2 separate regions of the Homo sapiens genome follow, and region 1 is linked to region 2. The links are chromatin loops, found by intact Hi-C in ENCODE. Cell type or tissue: mammary epithelial cell. All regions are shown on one strand. Links, peaks and the distances in the headings refer to the core of each region. The heading gives the core; the rest is flanking DNA.

Region 1 (10,771 bases), core at 1,416-9,415, 59 kb after region 2:
TCTCTTGCCCCTGCCCCTCTCTTGGTGACTGTGACATTCCTCCCTCTCTCTGTCTCTCTCCACCCTGGTTTTCTGTGCTTTGCCAGTGCAGATGACAGAAAACATGGTTTGTGCATTAAAGATACAACCACCTAGAAAGAAACTGCATGACTCACTCATCAGTTTCAAACTCTCAGGGAAGAGTATCTCATTCTTCCACCCCGAGTCAGATGCTTACCCCATCAACTGTGACCAAAAGGGCAGTATGTCAATGAACAAACATGGTGCTGCTGCTGTAACCAGATGGATGGAGCAAGAGGAGGGGCCATTACCAAGAGAAGAAAACTGGGCATATGACCAGGGTGGGGGGTGGGTCCGTTAATAGAGAGAAATAATCACCGAGTCATGATGCCATACCACTGTAGAGCATGAAGGTGAGAAAATCTAGAGAAAATGTCCCATCAAACAGCATCTGCAGAGTCATGATGCCATACTACTGTAGAGCATGAAGGTGAGAAAATCTAGAGAAAATGTCCCATCAAACAGCATCTGCAGAGTCATGATGCCATACTACTGTAGAGCATGAAGGTGAGAAAATCTAGAGAAAATGTCCCATCAAACAGCATCTGCAGAGTCATGATGCCATACTACTGTAGAGCATGAAGGTGAGAAAATCTAGAGAAAATGTCCCATCAAACAGCATCTGCAGAGTCATGATGCCATACTACTGTAGAGCATGAAGGTGAGAAAATCTAGAGAAAATGTCCCATCAAACAGCATCTGGCATGTTCTGGTCTTGGAGCTGGAATTGCCTCTTCCACCTTCAAAGAGGCAGAAATTAGCAAGGATTAAAAGCATAGGTCCTTGAATCAGAGACACATGGGCTTCAATCCAGTTTGGCCTTGTATTAATTGTGCTGCCTTGGACATGCCACCAGGCCTCTTAGAGCCTCAGCTTCCTCATCTTTCAAAAAGAAAGATGAAAATAATATCGGCAACTTCCTAAGTTTGAGGGGAGCTTTAAAGGTGTACTTTGTACCTCTAAGTACCCAATATGTGTTAACCGTTGTTACCACCGTTGGTATTTGATGAATCCTTTTTTGCTTTGCTTTATTCTTCAGGCTGAATTCTCAGAGTTGAACCTAGCTGCCTATGTGACCGGGGGCTGCATGGTGGACATGCAGGTCGTGAGAAATGGGACCAAAGTGGTGAGGTAAGTAGGATTAAAATATGCAGAACCTTCTGAGAATTGCATACGTGGAACCTCATGTAGCCCACCCCTCCGTCCACTTCCTGCGACCTAACTCCTTTGCCACATGTACTTTCCTGTACAGAATGTCTGCTTCCCAGGTGTGGTTGCAGTAGTAATGACCAGCGGCACATATCATACGTGCAGCACCTGTGGTGTCCCCAAGTGAGCCCTGGGCTTGGAGAGAAAAGACTTGGGTTCCATTTCTGGCTTTGAGGCTCTGCTCTGGCATATTATTTAGTCCCTTTTGTCCTCTACTTCTCATCTGCAGCATGATGATATGCACTGAAGTTAGAGGCTGCTAAAGTTTACAGAAACTCACATGTATGACAGCACCCTGTTAACTCTGAAGTGCGGTACGAATGGAAGGTTTATTAGAATAAATGAAATTCAACTTCCTGCAATATGGCAGACTAAGTGTTCATAGAATCTTCTCCAAGTAGACCAAAACTAAAAGCACTAGATATATAATATGTTCAGAAATCTGTTTGTAATTTATGCTGAATTGGAGAGCAAGTGAGGGGTTTCTTCAGAAGCCAAAAATGACAAGAATGTATAAATCCATAGGCGAGATAAACACATGTATGAATACATTGCTATCTAGTTAAGTACCCAGAGAACGATACACACTAGGTCTCATGAGGGTTTAGAGAAGGAAGAGACAGGATTCAGATTTGGGGAAGGAGGGAAAACAGGAAAAGCTTTGAGGAAAAGGTAACATTTGTTCTGAGCCTGGTCCAATGGTAGAATGTGGACATTCTCAGGCTGGGTGTAGGGAAAGAGAAGTATATCCTAAGAGTAGGAAACAGCCTCTGCAAATAAAGACAGATCCAAAAAAAAAGGTGCATGTTTGGTATATTAGTCCTTTTTCATGCTGCTGATAAAGACATATACTCGAGACCGGGTAATTCATAAAGAAAAAGAGGCTTACTGGACTCACAGTTCCACGTGGCTGAGGAGGCCTCACAATCACGGTGGAAGGTGAAAGGCATATCTTACCTGATGGCAGACAAGAGAGAACGAGAGCCTGTGCAGGGAAACTCCCCTTTATAAAACCGTTAGATCTCTTGAGACTTACTCACTAACACGAGAACAGCATGAGAAAGACCCGCCCCCATGATTCAATTACCTCCCACCAGGTCCCTCCCATGACACATGGGAATTGTGGGAGCTACAATTCAAGATAAGATTTGGGTGGGGACACAGCCAAACCATATCATTTGGTAAATTATGATAATTCAACTAATTCAGCCATTCTTTATTGAGTGCCTACTGTATGCCATGAAAGACATTTGGCTTCCTATTTCCAGTAACGGTGGGCTAGGTCATTTGGACCAGCTTTTCCCCTGAAAACAACGTAAAAACTGATACTAAATAATTACAGTCTTTAAAGGCCTTCTAAGAGTTGGTGTGACAGTAAGGAATTACCAGGAAGAGACTGATGGGAAAATGAAAACCCAGACAGGTAAATGAGTACAAAGCCACCTGTATCCTGAGAGTATTCACTAGATCAGCCAAATTTGCAACTGGTTTTGAGAGCTTAGTGGAGGCAAGGGAGACAGAAATCAACACTCAGGGCCACTCACAATAGGGAGTGTAACAGTAGACCCTCTCCACAATAAGCTGAGATTCCCCAAAGGACTACAGCTTCTAGGTGAACATGAATTACAAGTAGGTGAGCCCTCACAAGTACTTGCAGCTTGAATTGCAGTTTGAATACCCCAGCCCTCCAGGAAACCTCAGGCATTGAACTTGGTTTATGGTGATCCCAGACATGCCAGAAATAAAAGCAAATCCTATGTAAAGGAAGGCACTTTCAAGCTAGGCTTCAAATGATCCTTCAAATAATTTTTTTGTATAATAGCTAGTACGTAGTCAAAGATAACCAGGTGAAACAGGAACAATAGACAATGGAGACAGAACCTCAAAGACAGAAGACATTAGAATTATCACACAGGTTATTTTTAAAAACTATACATATCAAATTGAAAAAAATCAGGTATGGAGATATCTGCGGAGAAAAGGACACTAAAAAAAGTTATATAACCAGGTTTTTGTGTTTGTTTGTTTTGAGATGGAGTTTCGCTCTTGTTGCCCAGGCTGGAGTGCAATGGCATGATCTTGGCTCACTGCAACCTCCGCCTCCCAGGTTCAAGCAATTCTTCTGCCTCAGCCTCCCGGGTAGCTGGGATTACAGACATGCACCACCACACCAGGCTAATTTTGTATTTTTAGTAGAAACAGGGTTTTGCCATGTCGGTCAGGCTGGTCTCAAACTCCTGACCTGAGGAGATCCCCCGGCCTTGGCCTCCCAAAGTGTTGGAATTACAGGTGTGAGCCACCGCGACCAGCCGATACAACCATTTTTTTTTTAAACACAACTTCTGGAAATGAAAACTACAGTAATCAAAATTATTGTGTTTAACATCACATTAGACATGGCTGAAAAAGCGTTTATGAAATGAAAGGTACAGCTGAAGAGATTATCCTGAAGGAAGCACAGAGAGAAAAAGATCGGAGGTGCAGGAAAGACTGTTAGATTCTAGGAGAGGGCCTAATATTCATTTAATCAGAATCTCAAAAGAGAGAGGTAAAAGAGAATAGAGCAGAGACAGTATTTGAAGAAATGATTGTTTTGGAAAGATACCAAACCACCGAAAGCAGAAGCTTGGCAAATTTCAAGCGGATAAATAAAAATAATTCCACACCAAGACTCAATAGTGATATTTAGAAAGAAAAAGCCAGAGGAAAAAAGGCAGATTACAGATGGTCCCCAATTTACAATGGTTTGACTTATGATTTTTTGACTTTGTGATGATGCAAAGTGACACTCATTCAGCAGAGCATTAATAAATTGCATGAGATCTTCAACACTTTATTATAAAATAGACTTTTTGTTCAAAGATTTTGCCCAACTGTAGGCTAATGTAAGTGCTCTGATAATGTCTAAGGTAGGCTAGGCTAAGCGATGATGTTTGGTAGGTTAGGGGTAATAAATGCATTTTCTTTTTTTCTTTTTTTTTTGAGACGGAGTCTCGCTCTGTCGCCCAGGCTGGAGTGCAGTGGTGCGATCTCGGTTCACTGCAAGCTCTGCCTTCCAGGTTCACACCCTTCACCTGCCCCAGCCTCCCAAGTAGCTGGGACTACAGGCGCCCACCACCATGCCCAGCTAATTTTTTGTATTTTTAGTACAGACGGGGTTTCACCGTGTTAGCCAGGATGTTCTCCATCTCCTGACCTCATGATCCTCCCACTTTGGCCTCCCAAAGTACTGAGGTTACAGGTGTGAGCCACTGCGCCCGGCCAATAAATGCATTTTCAACTTAGGATATTTTCAGTTTACAATGGGTTTATTGGGATGCAGCCCCTTTGTAAGTTAAGGAACATCTGTACTTTTGTTAAAGTAACAGACTGGCAGCTTCCTGAGAACAGTGGTGGAAAAATGTCTTCAGTGTGCTGAGAGAAATTAATTGCCAACCTATAATTCTATCCTCAGAGAAACATCTTTTATGAATGATGGCAAAATAAAAACATTTACAGACCTTCACAAAGGGAAACTGTAAAGTATGTATGTACTTTAGGCAAAAATAAAATGACCTCAGATTAACGTAGAGCTGCAAGATTATATGAAGGGCAAAGAAAGTGGTGTTAATAGGTATTGTCTTCAAAAGACAATAAAATAATTTTATGGATTTAAAAATATATGAAGGATTAAAATATACAACATTAAGTTAGTAGAGATTGAGGGTAAATGGAATTAAGATATTCTGAGGCCCTTGTATTGTCAGGGAAGAAAGTAAACATGGCCAGGTGTGGTGGCTCACGCCTGTAAATCCCAGCACTTTGGGAGGCCAGGTGGGTGGATTGCCTGCACTCAGGAGTTTGAGACCAGCCTGGGCAACATGGTGAAACTCCATCTCTATGAAAAATACAAAAAAATAGCAGAAATCCTCCCAGCTACTCAGGGAGGCTGAATTGGTAGAATTGATTGAGCCCGGGGAGGTCAAACCTGCAGTGAGCTGTGATCACGCCACTGCACTTTAGCCTGGGTGACAGAGAAACATCTTGTCTCAAAAAAAAAAAAAAAAAAGTAAATATATTAATAGCAGGCTTTAAAAACCAACACAGAACAGGTGTTGTAAATAACACAAAGTAAATGGTTGATTTACACCCAATATAACAGCAGGTCTGATCTGATATCATTCTGAATTGCTTATACAGCAGTGCTGGTTATTAAAATATTGAAACTTTTCTATACCGGTAGGTAAATAGCCATTGCCTTGAGCCTACTGAGTGACTTCAGCCACCTTAACCCCATGAGACTGTTCCTGTGTCCCCCAGTCCACCACACTCCTGTCCCCAAGCCCATATTCTTGTTCTCCCCTGGCCACAGGATGCCCAGACATTGTAGGGAAGAACCTCAGAAGTAGTAGTGGAACCCCAGAGAGTGAATGCTTGGTTTCTCCTGTCTCTTCAAGGCTATAAATGCCTGTGCATCTTCTGGATTCGCCCTCTCATGGTCATTTGTGAGAACTGCAAACCCCACAAAGTACTCTGGGAGTTGTTAAATATTTGTGTCACCAGTGTATGTATACCAATAATTACATTAAATGTAAATGGACTAAATGCACTAATTAAAGAGAAGAGTTATCAGTGTAACTTTTAAAAAATCTAAATGTTTTCCATTCAAGACATTCATCTAAAATATAAGCATATAGAAAATTTGAAAGTTAAAGAAAGGGGAAAAATATACCATGCAACTGTGCAGCAAAAGAAAGCTCACTGATGCAGCTGCATTAATGTCTGGGGGAAAAAATAGACTCGAAGGTGAAAAGCATTACTAGGGAAAAGGAAGTAATTTATTATGATAAAGATTCATTTACTTAGAAGAAATAATTTTAAATGTATAAGCACTATATAAAAATACCTCAAGATATACTTCAAAAATGGACAAAACTATAAGGAGACATAAAGAAGTTCCTGATTATTGGAGATTAGGAGAATAATGCTAAATATATACTTTCATGTACTTCTTCATAGCACCCTCATTTTGCACACAAGTACTATAAAAAGCCTAAAATGCTATTGTTTAGGAATCTGTGCTCATATTTGGTATTTTTTGTACTCGTGTCTGCTTCCCTATTTGGTAGGGTGGCTGGATCTCCTTCATTTGTAACAGGTAAAAACAAGAACATCTATCCCGGCTGGGCACAATGGCTTACGCCTGTAATCCCAGCACTTTGGGAGGCCAAGGTGGGCAGATTGCTTGAGATCAGGAGTTTGAGACAAGCCTGGGCAATATGGCAAAACCCTGTCTCTAATAAAAATGCAAAAATTATCCAGGTGTGGTGGTGTGCGCCTGTAGTCTCAGCTATTTGAGTGGCTGAGGCATGAGAATCACTTGAACCTGGGAGCGGATGCTGCAGTGAGCCACTGCAGTGAGCCTGGATGACAGATTGAGACCCTGCCACAAAAAAAAAAAAAAAAGAACAACTATCCCATTGGTCCTCAGATTTAGCTACAGATTAGAATCACCTAGGAATTATTTTAAAATCCTGATACCCAAGCAGTGTCCCAGACGTATTGCACTGGAATCTCTGAGGGTGGGATTTAGGTATTCATATTTTTAAAGCTCCCCTCGTGATTCTAGTGGCAGCCAAAGTAGGAAACATCCCCAGATTGTTCTCAACATGGCCCTGCACTGAGGCAGGACGGGCTGAAAAGCTGAGGACACTCCTAGGTATGCTGCCTGAACACAAGAATCACTTTGCAAAAATAGACATCTTCAAGTCTTATTCTAGACCTGCCATATTCTTCCTGAATTTACAACATTGTTTACAAAAATAAAGTTACAGAAATGTTCCAGGTATTTGCTAATTGGCAGTTCTTCCAGCATTCAGGAATGGCAGACTTTGAAGGCAGTTGTTATGAGATGAATTATGCTCCCCTGGAAAAAGATGAAGTCTCAACTCGTAGTACCTCAGAACGTGACCTTACTTAGAAATAGCATTGTTGCAGATGTGATGATTAAGGTGCAGTTATACTGGAGTAGTGTGAGCCCTTAATCCAATATGACTGGTGTCCTTATAAGAAGAGGGAAATTTAGACACGGGAAAACACCCTGTGATGTTGGAAGCAGAGACTGGGGAGATACATTGACAAACCAAGAATTGCTGACAATCATCAGAAGCTAGGAGACAGGCATCTCCTGCCAAACCCTCAGAAAGAAAACCAACTCTGCCAATAGCTTTTTTTTTTCCTTGAGACAGGGTCTCTCTCTGTCACCCAGGCTGGGGTACAGTGATGCGATCACTGCTCACTGCAGCCTCAACCTCCTGGGCTCAAGCGGTCCACCCACCTCAGCCTCCTGAATAGCTGGGACTACAGGCACATGCCACCATGCCTGCCTAAGTTTTAAATTTTTGGTGGAGATGGGGTCTTGCTCTGTTGCCCAAGCTGGTATCGAACTCCTGAGCTCAAGCGATCCTCCCACCTTGGCCTCCTAACGTGCTGGGATTACAGGCATAAGCCACCAAGCCCAGCCTGCCAACACCTTGATTTTGGACTTCTAGCCTCTAGAACCATGAGAGAATAAATTTCTCTTGTTTAAAGTCATTAAGTTTGTGGTCCCTTGCTACAGCAGCCCTAGAAAATGAATATAGCAGTGCCTCTTGAAATTTAATGTGTTTACACACCTCTGGGAGATCTCATGTTAAAATGCAGATCTTCATCCATTATGTCTTCAGGTATGGCCTGAGATTTTGAGTTTTCTTTGAGCTCCCAGATGAAGCCAGTGCATCTGGTCTTGCAGGTTCAGTTTGAGCAGCAAGGATGTGAACAAGCTCCTGGATGCTGCTGATGCTGCTGTTGGAAGATCACATTTTGAGTAGCCAGGGCTGTGAAGACAGTGCCAGTATAGCTAAAGGCCTGGGTTCAGGGACCCATATGGCTGTTGAGATTTATTCTGTCTCATGCCCAGGATGGTGCTTACAATCTCAGCCAGGTAGCTCACTTTAGCAAGATTTGTTACAGGATGTCAGACCCATGAGAATGTGCACACACACTAAGTAGCCTGTGACTCAGTGTGTCCTTCAGTGGGGGGAATCAGTAGAATCTTCCAAAGTACCATTTGATCCAGCAATCCCATTACCGAGTATATACCCAAAGAAATATAAATCATTCTACCATAAAGACACATGCATGCAAATGTTCATTGCAGCACTAGTCACAATAGCAAAGACGTGAAATCAACCTAAATTCCCATCAGTGGTAGACTGGATAAAGAAAATGTGGTACATATACATGGAATACTATCCAGCCATAAAAAAGAAGGAGATCATGTCTTTTGTGGGAGCATGGATGGAGCTGGAGGCCATTACCTTAGCAAACTAACACAGGAACAGAAAACCAAATACCACATGTTCTCATTTATAAGTGGGAGCTAAATGATGAGAACTCATGGACACAAAGAGAACAACAGATACTGAGGCCTACTTGAGGGTGAAGGGTGGGAGGAGGGAGAGGATCAGAAAAAATAACTATTGAGTACTAGGCTTTGTATCTGGGTGACAAAATAATCTGTACAGCAAACCCCTATGACACAAGTTTACTGGTATAACAAACCTGCACATGTAACCCTGAACCTAAAATAAAAGTTTAATAAACAAATAAATAAAAACAGTGGAATCTTCCACAGGCATATAGGGCCATAACAAGTCCTAGCTATGGTCTCCCAAAATAGGAATGTTAAACAGTGCTCTTGACTTGCTGTGTATTCTTTCAAAGACATGTAGACGTTGTATTGAAATTGCCTGTAAGCACTTCCAGTATGCATTGTGACCAAGGTCTAGATCTCCCGAAGTCTTGCTCACAAGGAGCAACTTCAGGAATGGTGATGTGATGGTTAATTTACCCAGAGGGCTGGTAAAACTTTATTTCTTGTTGCGTCTGTGAGGGTATTTCTGGAAGAGCGTTGGAATCAGTAGGCTCATCAAGGAAGATCTTCCCTCACCGTGTGGTCAGACAGCATCCAATCCGCTGGGGGTCCCACTAGAACAAAAAGACAGAGGAAGAGCTAAATCTCTCTCTCTTGACCTGGGACACCTGTCTTCTCCTGCCCTTGGACATCAACGCTCCTGGTTCTTAGGCCTTCAGACTTCAAGACTGATGCCAGCAGCCACCCAATTCTCAAGACTCCAGCCATAGACTGGGAAATTATACGGTTGACACTCCTGGTTCTCAAGCCTTCAAACTCAGACCAAATCACACTATGAGCTTTCCTGGTTCTCCAGCTCACAGCCAGCATCTTGTGGAACTTGTCAGCCTCTGTAATCATGTGAGCCAATCCCCATAATAAATCTCCTCTTTGATATATCCTGTTAGTTCTGTTTCTCTGGAGAACCCTGACTAATATAGGTGACCAGGATGGATGGCAGAGAAGATCATTGCTGGCTTTCTCCAGCTTCCATTCCTTCTGCTTTGGCAAACAGCACCTAGGATTCCATTGAGGTGACCCCCTCCCCAACTTGCAGTCTGTGTGGTGTGTGCAGCTGATGGCACATGACTAGCCCCAGTCAATTGGAATATCTCACTGGGACCCAAGCCAGGCCAGTGCCAGAACTCTTGGATGAAAGGCACATGTTTTCTGCTGGGACCACAGAGCGGATGGGATGTATGTCTGGAGCTGCTGGTGGCCATCTCTCTCCTTGAGTGAACAATCTGCCAAGAATGAAGCCAAGGTAAAGGAACACACAGCCAAGCAGAGAGACGATGCCCTGATGATGTTATTCAAGGCTCTGGATCCGGACTTAGTTGAGCCAAAAAAAATCCCTTTTTGTTTAAGCCAGCTTGAATTGCACATACAAAATTCATGAACTTTTATTTATTTAGCAAACACTTTTATAGCATTTCCTACGTGCTAGGCACTGCTCCAAGCACTTAACATGAATTAACTCATTTCATCCTTTCGACAACCCTATAGGGTGTGTGCTATTAAAATCACCATTTTATAGATAAAAAGGCTGAAACACCAATGGATGGGGTAATGACATCCAGTTCTCCAGCCAATAAGTGGCAAAGCTAGGATTCAAGCCCAAGGCAGTCTGGCTCCAAGGCCTGTGTGTGGCAAGGGGCAGAGCTGCTTAAAGAAGCCATATGTCTCCTACTATGAATGCCATGCAAGAGTACAATCGAACAACGACATGGAAGAAAAATATGGAGAGGATCCATGCATCTGACTTTTAGGTGGGGAACAAGGAAAAGTCAGTCACCACTATTGATGGCACCTTGTGCACCAGGGCTGTGCTAAGTGCCCATCATAGATGGTCTTCTTACCTAGTTGTTACGAACTCATGAAATGGCCTAATAATAATGTAGACAGCCAGTATAGCCTGAAGGTTAAGAACACAGTTCTGGAGCAGGCTGCAGGCTGCCTTGGTGGACATCCCAGATTTGCCACGGTGACAGCAGCTGTGTGACCGTGGGCAGTAACTTATCTGTAATACTCCCCCTCCTCCTCCTAATAATAATAATAACAATACCTCCT
Region 2 (10,771 bases), core at 1,855-9,854:
CTGCTCAGAGGGGACAAATCAGTCCGTGAGTGAAGGGGCAGGTGGTAGGAAAAAGCACAGGCATAGAGAAATATTTCCCTGCTATAAGAAAAACAGCAGCATAGGCTCTATGACAGATGATATCTGCCACTTGGCTTCGGCTGCAGAGAGATGACAGGGAGCACTGGGAACTGTGTTGGGCGTGAGAACCGATGCCTCCTCTGAGGCAGCAGCTGCAGGCCCCGCAGCCAGTTTTTACCATGTGGGAATAAGGGCCTGGTGTTGTCGAGTTATTGATTTTCAAGAAAAGTCAGAAATCTGAATTTTTATATGAATGTTCTATTATTACTATTATTATTATTATTATTATTATTATTATTATTTGAGATGGAGTCTCACTCTGTTACCCAGGCTGGAGTGCAGTGGTGCAAGCTTGGCTCACTGCAACCTCCGCCTCCCGAGTTCAAGCTATTCTCCTGCCTCAGCTTCCCCGGTAGTATGCACCACCATGCCCGGCTAATTTTTTTTTTTCTTTTTTTGAGACGGAGTCTCACTCTGTTGCCCAGGCTGGAGTGCAGTGGCACTATCTCGGCTCACTGCAACCTCTGCCTCCTGGGTTCAAGCAATTCTCCTGCCTCAGCCTCCTGAGTAGCTGGGACTACAGGCACCACGTCCAGATAATATTTTTTGTGTTTTTTTTAGGAGAGACAAAGTTTCACTATGTTGGCCAGGATGGACTTGATCTCTTGACCTTGTGATCTGCCCACCTTGGTCTCCCAAAGTGCTGGGATTACAGGCGTGAGCCACTGCGCCCAGCCAATTTTTTTTGCATTTTTAGTAGAGATGGGTTTTCGCTATGTTGGCCAGGTTGGTTTCGAACTCCCCACCTCCAGTGATCCGCCCACCTCAGCCTCCCAAAGTACTGGGATTACAGGCGTGAGTCACCTTGCCAGCGAATATTCTATTTTAAAAGTATACAATTTAAGTGCAACAAAACAAGACTGTGGATTCTATGAGGTCTACTAGTTGGCAGCTTCTGATAAAGAAGACAGGAGTCAGAGTAACTATTTGGTCTAGTTCCTCTTCTGGGACTATCTCCTGGCTAGACAGTAAAAACCAGGATGGCAAGGGGGCTGTTTTGTTCAGTGCAATTTCAAGGGCCTATGTAGCACAGTGCTGAGAATATAGTATGTCCTAGATGGATGGATATGTGGATGGATGGGCGAATGTGTGGATGGATGGGTAGATGGGTGGGTAGGTGGGCGGATGGATGGATGGATGGATGGATGGATGGATGGATGGATGGATGGATGGCTGGATGGATGGATGGATGGGTGGATGGATGCATGGATGGATGAATATGTGGATGGATGGGTGGATGGATGGATGGATGGATGGATGGATGGATGGATGGATGGATTCATGGATGGATTCATGGATGGATTCATGGATGGGTAGTTGGGTGGATGAATGGATAATAAATGGTCTTAGCCTCTCTTTTGGTGCTCTGCACTTTTCACCTTGACAGGCTCCACTTTCCCTTGCCAAACAAGACACACAATATCCCCGTGATCCCCTTATCCTCCTTATGCCATCAAAAACCCTTTTCTGGGATGATCAGATGTTAGTCACTTGCACCTTGGCATGAATTACTTTTTAGTATATTACCTTTCCTGTGGGGATTTCCCCAGTTGGGCCCTTAGTAGATGCTCAATAAGTGTTTGCTGAAGGCATGATGTAGCCTTCCAAACGTTAACCCTTTCTGTGGTATGAAGAGTGTGAACTTGCAGACATCTGTAGGAATGAGGGTGACATAGTGCTGTGTCTTTAGAGAGGAGAGGGGTAGAGGGAGTGGGTGTTTGATGCCTTTTTTTTTTTTTTTTTTTGAAGATGGAGTCTCACTCTGTCACCCAGGCTGGAGTGCAGTGGCTTGATCTTGGCTCACTGCAACCTCCGCCTCCTGGGTTCATGCATTTTTCCTGCCTCAGCCTCCCGAGTAGCTGGGATTACAGGCGCATGCCACCATGCCCGGCTAATTTTTGTATTTTTGGTAGACACGGGGTTTCACCATGTTGGCCAGGCTGGTCTTGAACTCCTGACCTCAGGTGATCCACCCGCCTCGGCCTCCCAAAGTGCTGGGATTACAGGCATAAGCCACCGTGCCCGGCCCTGATGACTTTATTTACCCTAAAGGCCTATGCTGGAGAGGAAGGGAGTTCCCAGGGATTAGACAGGGAAGGTCTCCATCATGCTCGACACCAAGCAAGGTTTCATTTAGAGCAAGGCAGATGCTGCCATCTACCTCCTCTTGGAGAGAGAAAATGACCTGTCATGTTCTTAGGGACATACCCAGCTGACCTCGACCCTCCACCCATCATGCTGATGCACAGGAGGGAAAGAGATGAACATTAGTTAAACACCTGCCATGTGTCAGGGGTATCATTCATGGGGTCCTTACAGCAGATATAGTAATGTCCTTATTTTTACAGTTAAGGAAACCAAGGTTCAGGAAGGTTGACACTGGCCTGAGGCAGCACTGGAAATAAATAGCTGAAAGGGACCTGGGCTTGTCTCCAAGGCTAGTGGTGCTCACGCACTTCCTTACCTGGGGAGATCAAATTCTACCCTTGCAGCCCATCGGGGAGCAGCTCATTTGCTAGCACATTCTTGGCAGGTTACAGAGGCCCTTAAATCTGTGTCTTCATATAATCCTGTTGACAACATGTGAGTAGATCTTCTTATCCCCATCTACGGAAGAGGAAGCAGAGGCTGGTCCAAAATCAGGCAGCAGGTGCCAGAGCTGCCAACTCAAACCCAGGTCTTCTGCTCTGTGCCTGTTGTACATTAAAGGACACACCCAGGAACATTCATTTCTCTCCTGGGTGCCCCCAGGACGTACCTACTTCCTTTGCCCTTGCCCGTGTCCTTTTGGCAGACACACACATCCAGATCCTGCTGCACTCATCTTTGCAGCCCTGGCAAAGACTAGGTACCAAACATTGGATGGATGGGTGGACGGTGACCTCAGGAAGGTGACCCCTGACCTTCAGACTGAGTTGGCTGCTTTTTCTGTGGGCTGAGGGGGATATTTGTGTGAATGCTCTGTGTGGTCATTTTCTATTTTTGTGTCTGTCCCTCCCATTAGGTAGTAAGCCCCCTGAGACCAAGAGCTAGCTATGTTGTCTTTGCGCTTGTTTCCTTAAAGCCTGCAGACTCTGGCACATAGTAGGTGGTCTATCTGTGTATGTTCAGCGTCTTTGAAAGAAGCCTTTTCTACCAACTGAAGTCCAATTTCCCCTGCACCCCACATCTTATCCTCAATCACATTGGTTGTGCATTTTATTCATAGTACTTTTCTTTTTATCTATTTATTTTATTATTATTATTATTATTATTATTATTATTATTATTATTTTGAGACAGAGTCTTGCTCTGTTGCCAGACTGGAGTGCAGTGGCGAGATCTTGGCTCACTGCAACCTCCACCACCCGGTTTCAAGCAATTCTCCTGCCTCAGCCTCCCAAGTAGCTGGGATTACAGGCATGCACCACCATGCCTGGCTAATTTTTGTATTTTTAGTAGAGATGGCGTTTCACCATGTTGGCCAGGATGGTCTTGATCTCTTGACCTCGTGAACCGCCCACCTCGGCCTCCCAAAGTGTTGGGATTACAGGCATGAGCCACTGTTCCCGGCCTCAGTGTCTTTCAAAGAAGCCTTTTCTACCAACTGAAGTCCAATCTCCCCTGCACCCCACATCTTATCCTCAATTCCATTGGTCGTGCATTTTATTCGTAGTACTCATTCTTTTTATCTGTTTATTTATTTATTTTTTGTCTTTTCAATAAGCATGTAAGCTCTCCAAGAACAAGGACTACATCTGCCACTGTATCTGCTGTATCTACTCCTATGCCTGGTGTGGTGCCTAGTCCACATAAGGCTCAATAAATAGTGATTGAATGAGGGAGTGAATAAGTGATGTGAATTGTGATCAGATCCTGCCCACAAAAATCTCCTTCTCTATTGTTCTCAGAGGCAAAAGGTGGGGATCATTTGTCACATCCTGTGGCTCGGGGCCCTGTTATGTCTCAGTTTTTTGCCTCCGCAGATCCCCATACAGGCATAGGGAGTCTCATCACTCTTAGTGCATTCCTTCCCTTCCTAGTTCATTGGACCTTGCTAATTGCATGGAGGACTGAGAGGCTGCACCATTGTTTGCGGTTGAGGGGGCGGTTCCTCCCTCTGGCAATGGGAAGGTGCCAGGAGGGTGAGCTGTTCTCAGGAGAAAACAATGGAGCTAGAATCAGATCTTGGGTCCCTTTGCGTTCCAAGGTCTTTCTTCTGCCACATCTCTGCCCATCCAGCCTGCCACGTGACTCTCTTGCTAACTGGCAAAGTCTCTGAGTGTTTTGCCTTCATTTTCTGCACAGCCCATTGGTTGTCTTCCCTGCTTCTGCCTGGGCCACAAATCAGCAACTGACATGTTGCATCAGAAACATGAAAATCTCTTTCTCTATTTCCACTCCACCCCCAGTGGGGGTGGCCTGCGGAGAGACAGCTGTCCCTGGGACAGGACATTCCTGACCTCTCCTTCCTTGGAAGGACATCACCAAGCCCTGGCTGCGTTAACTCTACATACAGGATCGATTTATTGGAAAACAGTCCTGTTTGAACACAGATCCTGTTTGTATGAATTCCCCTTCTTCTGCCCCTGCTGCAGCCACAAAAGAGCCCCATACCCATTCCTCATCAGTCTCTCTCATACACACTTCCCACCTCCCTCAACTAGGGATTTCCCACCCCAGGCAGCACCAGTTTTATAATATTCTTCTTCCTGGGGCCTCAGATGTGGCAGTAAAATATGAGACCACCCACGGAGAGAGAATCTTCGTGGAATCCAGAGCTCCCCCAGGCCAAGGACTTGATTGATTGGCTGAGGTATTCAGGGAGCTTATTATGAGATTGAACATATTAGGGTGGGAAGAGGAGGCAGCCATGAGAGACAGAGCCCTTAGGCACAGCGGGTCCATCCATTTTGCCTGAGGTCAAACAGCCAGTCAATTACAGAGGCAGCAACCCCAGCCCCCAAAGGCATCTAGAATTCCAGACCATCCCTACCCTTCCCTCTGCCAGACAGAACCGTTCAGAGGCGGCTGAAGCCTGAATGAGCCCCCGGCAAGGAGGCAGCAGTCTGTGTGGCCCATCAGGAGACAGACTTCTGACTTGCAGCCAGGCGGGGGGATGGACTCCCTGACCCTCAGCTTCAGCCCCAGTCCGTCTGCCAGGCCCTGCAGTAAACATTCCAGAGATGGGCAAAACAAATGTTTCTCCTGGGAAGGTGAGGTCTCATCAAGACCACAGCTGCTTGGGTGGTATTGGTGTAGTGCAAAGTGCTTCAGGTTCCAGGTTAGAATCAAGTCGAGGAATGCCAGTTGCGAAGGTTGGCCTCGTACACACCCCCACATCGCAGTGGCTGTAGACCTGTGACTGTATTACAATGGTGTGCCAGTAGATGGCAGTCAAGTGTCTCCAGGAAAGGCCGGCCTACAGACAGTATTTCCTTACCCGGTCAGCGAACATTTGTTAAGCCTGTTGTCCTGTGCCCTAGCTCATTGTGCTGGATACTGGAGACACAGTGAGCATGGAGACTCAGTTTCTGGTTTCCAGGAGCTCACAGACTATATGTTTGGGGGCAGAGGGCAGCTAAGTGATGTGTAATGACAACGTGAAGTGGTAAGGGCTGGAATGGTTGTAAGTGCAGCGTGCTGTAGGAACCAAGGGAGGACGCTCAGCCCAGCTAGGGAAGGGGGTGCTGTCAAGGAAAACTCAGCAGAGTAGATATCACTCATAGGATCTTGAAACATGAGAAAGAGACAATCAAGGAAGTGCCAAGCAGAGGTGAAGGCCTGTGCAGAGGTTCAGAGGCAGGACAGCACAGGAGTATTTAGAGAAGCACAGGAATTTGGATGCAACCATGAAATAGACAGCAAACTGGAGGGGAAGCAGACCCCCAGTCAGCAGGGTCCAGATCATGAAGGACGCCAGGGCTCTGGACTGGATCCAAAAAGTCTGAAAGACCACTTAGGGTCTCCAGGAAAGGTACCCAAATTCTTCCCTCTAGAGTTTGGGTACCCAGATCACTCGTGTGACTTTGAGCAGAGACTTCTCCATCTGGAACACGTTGGGAGCAATCCCTGCCCTACCACCCCTCAGGGTTGGCATGAGGGTCAAATAGGAGGAAGGATGTGAAGGGTCTGGCTGTCCTTATAGGCCAAGGCCACCTCTTTTCCCCATCACCAGCCATCACTCCTTGCACCTGTGAGACAGATCAAAGCAAGGTGAGTCATAATTCTGCTTTGGAACCCCCAAGAGGGTAAGATTGTTTTGTTTATTTGTGGGTCCCCAGCACACAGCACCCACTAGGCACAGGGTAAGCACTCGATAGCTCTTTGCTCTTGTGGATTCTGTTTCAGGCCATGGACTACATACTTTGCAGCTTACTGTGTGCCAGGAACTATTCTCAGTGCTTTGTATGCCTTGTTTCATTTAATCCTCATAACAACCCTGTGAGGTGGCTACTACTATGAGCCTCATTTCCTAGGTGTGGAAACTAAGGCATTCAGAGGTTGGCTTACCCAAGCTTGCACAAGTGAGTGGAGGAGTTGGGGTCCTATCCAGGCTGTATGCCCTGAAGCCATTGCACTTTACTGCCTTGTTGCATAGAGGATTATGTGACTTTCTCACCACACCCTTCCCTGGTAGTTACTGTCACCACTTGACAAATGAGGAAACTGAGACCCAGAGGGCTAAGTGTCTTGTCTTAGAACACATGGTCAGTGAGTAGTAGAGCTAAGATTTTGCCCAAGCCTGTGTGATTGCAAATCCATGTTTTTTTTCCCAGTATGCTGGTGATTGTAATGATAGGTTACCATTCCCGGTCCCAGGCCCACCCAGTACTTCTTTTAAATTTGGAGCTTGGATTTAAAAGCAAGTGATTTTTAAATCCACGAAAGATGCCTACCTTGGATCCTGCTCTGGTCCTTATTAGCCACACCTCTCTTGACAGGCAGAGGAGTTAGGAGTGAGGGGATATTCCCACCAAGACCCTACAAATTGCACTCTTAGGCCATGCCCTGGGTACCCAAACTCTAGAATTCCCTCCTCAAAGGGACCTTAACCCAACTTCAGAGCCTATATAGGCCAATTCCTTGGTCCATTTTCCAAGGGGTGGCCAAAGGACAACCATTTGGGGAGGGGAAGGGAGTAGATGAAGCTTGGCCACGTGGTCTGGGCAATCCACATACCCGCACCAGGAGCCTCAGTGGTGCAGAGGAGAGTGGGTGGGGAATTAAGGAAGATCTTGGGTGAGGTCTGAGAACCAAGAGCTGGCAATCCTTGTGCTGCCACGTGCTGGGTAGAGTGCAAAGAATTCTGAGAAGTTTACATTCTGAGTCTTTAAGGTCATTATGAAATTGTATCTGCCAAGGAAGGAAGACAGACTCTTTGGGACTCTTTTTTTCTTTTTTCTTTTCTTTTTCTTTTTCTTTTTTTTTTTTTTTTTTGGATGGAGTTTCATTCTTGTCGCCCAGGTTGGAGTACAATGGCGCAATCTTGGCTCACTGCAACTTCTGCCTCCCAGGTTCAAGCGATTCTCCTGCCTCAGCCTCTCCTGCCTCAGCTGGAATTACAGGCGCCCACCACCACTCCTGGCTAATTGTTTGTATTTTTAGTAGAGATGGGGTTTCACTATGTTGGCCAGTCTGGACTCCAACTCCTGACCTCGTGATCCGCCTGCCTCAGCCTCCCAAAGTGCTGGGATTACAGGCATGAGCCACCATGCCCAGTGGACAGATGTCTTTTATTTAAATGTTTGCTGGCTTGATTTTGTCAATTTTAAATATTAGACATATGACCCATAGGTTTCCATTTGTCGCTTTGCCCCAGGCACTTCAAATACTAGACATGGGCTTGTCCTGGTGTCTGGAATTTGCTGATACTACCTTTAAGGATTACGATAAAATTCACAAACTGTATGAAAAGATTCTCTTTGCATGAGGCTGTCCACATGGGTATTTATTTGAAGACCATTGCTGAAAGAAAAAAAAAATCAAAATCTTGCTTTCGAGTCATACTAATAGTTCCTTTCCTACTAAACTACCGCCTAGTTGACATCTAAGCCCATCAGGACGTAAGAAAAAGTGGTGCTAATATCAGAGCTGTCAGTCAGTTTTGGGAAGAGATTAACTCCACCAGCATCAGCTAAGAGTAGGTAGAGAGACTTTGGAAGCAGACAGGCTGAAGCAGTTAGTGAATTTGTAGAAAGGATTCTTTCACAAATGGAAGGCTGAAAAATAATGGGTGATGACATCCATCTTCCAAGGAAAAGAGTAGGAGACTAAGAAGGTTGTTTAATGCTTAAAAAATTATCCATTAGAAATAAATCATGTGGCTGCATCCAGCTGATGGGAGACTTGGGGTACACATTTTTATGTACCAATCTGTCAACTCTCTTACTGTGGGAAAAGGGGAGAATGAGTATTAGGAAGCAAAGAGCTGTCTCCGTCCCAGAGAAGGTTTATGGAAATGCTTAACACAATGCTCAGTTCACAGCAAGTCACCAAGAACTATTAGTGTCATCATACCAATAATCAAAAAGAGAAAATGGAAACTTTGTTACTTTTTGTGAGACGATATCCAAACCTATAAAGACCCCAATTTTCACTGCTATTTTTCAGAGTTGAGCAAAAGCACAGATATGGAATTAGAAGTCCTGGGTTCAAATCCCTTAGGCAAAATATTTAGTCTCTCTGGGTTTCAGTTTCTTCATCTGTAAGTTGGAAATAATGATATCTACTTCGTGGTGGTGGTTGTGAGTGTTAATGAGAAAGGCTGTAGGTTAAACTCTATAGCAGAGTTTCTAGCACAAGAGTTGATACTCAACAAGTGTTTTTTCATCAGTCCATTCACTCATGTATTCATTCAACAAATATTAATCAATTTCCTACTATGTGTTAAGCACTCTGGTAGGTGTTAGGAAGAAAGTGATGAATACAATAGGTTATTTCTGACCTCAAGGAGCTGTGGTATAGTTTAGTGGTACACAGACATTAAACACAGTTACTAATTATAATTATTGTTGTAATAAATAGTATGAAAACAATATGAAGAGACTCTCAGTATAGAGATGAATCATAGGTCAGGATTAGGGTGCTTATGGAGAAAAATCACCAGGTAAATGAATTTGAGAAATAATTAAAATGTAGAATCAGTGAGTGTAGGGATGATGTCTAAACAATGGGTAGATAGGGATGTCATGTACTGATGATGGGGAAGACAGAGGCAGGGATGTAGAAGGAAGTCTGTGGAAAGAAGGAAGGAAGGACGGACGGATGGCAGATAGACAAAGGAACAAATGAGGACTGCTTTATTAGACAAATAGAAAAATAGAGAAATGGGTGAGACTGGATAGATCAATAATAAATCTTTGGTGGAGTATGTGGGGCATATAGGTATAACTCAATAAAACAATACTGCATTATTTATTTTTGTAGGATTCCCTTTTTTGAATAGTTAGAAGATTTGGATAATGGGCGTCACTAAAACATTGATTTTTGTTGAGAGTTAAAATGCCATAACATTTTTAATGTTAAAAGAACACAAACATATATACTTGAGAATGAAACTGGATCAAACAAAACTGTATTTTCTAAAGTCTTTAAATTACACACTTTCTAGCAATCATCATTCTTTTATACATTCAACATATTTCTGAAGACTAAATTGGAGGGTTGGAGGATACCAAGATAAACCATGTGTGGTTTTGCCTTCAAAGGGTAGGGGAGACAGGATTAACATATATGTGAAGATAACATGATGAAAATCATGAATTTAAGAAAAATATGGATAAAACACTATAAACATCCTTTAATTCTTTTAAAATTGATACATAATAATTTACATATTTATGGGGTACGTATTGGTGTTGTGATACATGTAACGTATAATGATTAGATTAGGATAGTCAGCATAGCCATCATTTCAGACCTTTTTATGTGGGATCCTTTTTCTTATTTAATCCTCAAAGTAACCCTTAGAAATATGTAGCACAATTATTATTATTATTATTATTATTATTGTTTGAGACTGAGTTTCGCTCTTGTTGCTCAGCTGGAGTGCAGTGGCGTGATCTTGGCTCACCGCAACTTCTGCCTTCCGGGTTCAAGCAATTCTCCTGCCTCAGCCTCCCGGGTAGCTGTGATTACATGCATGTGCCACCATGCCTGGCTAATTTTGTATTTTTAGTAGAGATGGGGTTTCTCCATGTTGGTCAGACTGGTCTCGAACTCCTCACCTCAGGCAATCCACCTGCCTCGGCCTCCCAAAGTGCTGGGATTACAGGCGTGAGCCACAGCGCCCGGCCTGTAGCAAAATTATTAATATCATTATTTTACAGATGCTAAAACTGAGATGCAGAGAGGTCAAGTGACGTGACAGAACTAGAACTTGAGCCTCCAATCTTATCCACCATCTCCCCTCTACCACACACCACCTATAAAGAATGAGAAAATCGGCCAGGCGCGGTGGCTCACGCCTGTAATCCCAGCACTTTGGGAGGGCGAGGTGGGTGGATTGCCTGAGGTCAGGAGTTTGATACCAGCCTGACCGACATGGTGAAACCTCATCTCTACTAAAAATAAAAAAAATAGCCGGATGTGATGGCAGGCACCTGTAATCCCAGCTACTCGGGAGGCTGAGGCAGGAGAATCGCTTGAACCTGGGAGGCAGAGGTTGTAG

Evidence for each region. A loop is a pair of places that touch in the nucleus more often than their neighbours do. Peaks named below come from ENCODE experiments on the same cell type or tissue, not always from the same donor. Only the 100,000 strongest peaks of a DNase experiment are listed, where the experiment ranks them.
Region 1: it touches region 2 in a loop (15-fold over the local background); 53 of 110 quality-filtered maps call a loop at or near these places.

What each region holds. Positions count from the first base shown.
Region 1 is chr22:32,921,810-32,932,580 of GRCh38, reverse strand. It overlaps SYN3 (synapsin III), which reads left to right. Exons shown (of 14, transcript NM_003490.4): 4 at 1,100-1,191. Among named protein-coding and RNA genes, the nearest start is that of TIMP3, 130 kb to the right of the region's middle. In mammary epithelial cell, for the core only: a CTCF peak has its summit at 5,749; a DNase peak (open chromatin) is centred at 5,730.
Region 2 is chr22:32,980,930-32,991,700 of GRCh38, reverse strand. All of the region lies in intron 2 of SYN3 (synapsin III), which reads left to right. Among named protein-coding and RNA genes, the nearest start is that of SYN3, 72 kb to the left of the region's middle. RefSeq lists an enhancer at 3,846-4,747 and a silencer at 5,323-5,617. In mammary epithelial cell, for the core only: a CTCF peak has its summit at 5,498 (motif pointing right); DNase peaks (open chromatin) are centred at 4,230 and 5,490; H3K27ac peaks cover 2,168 bases.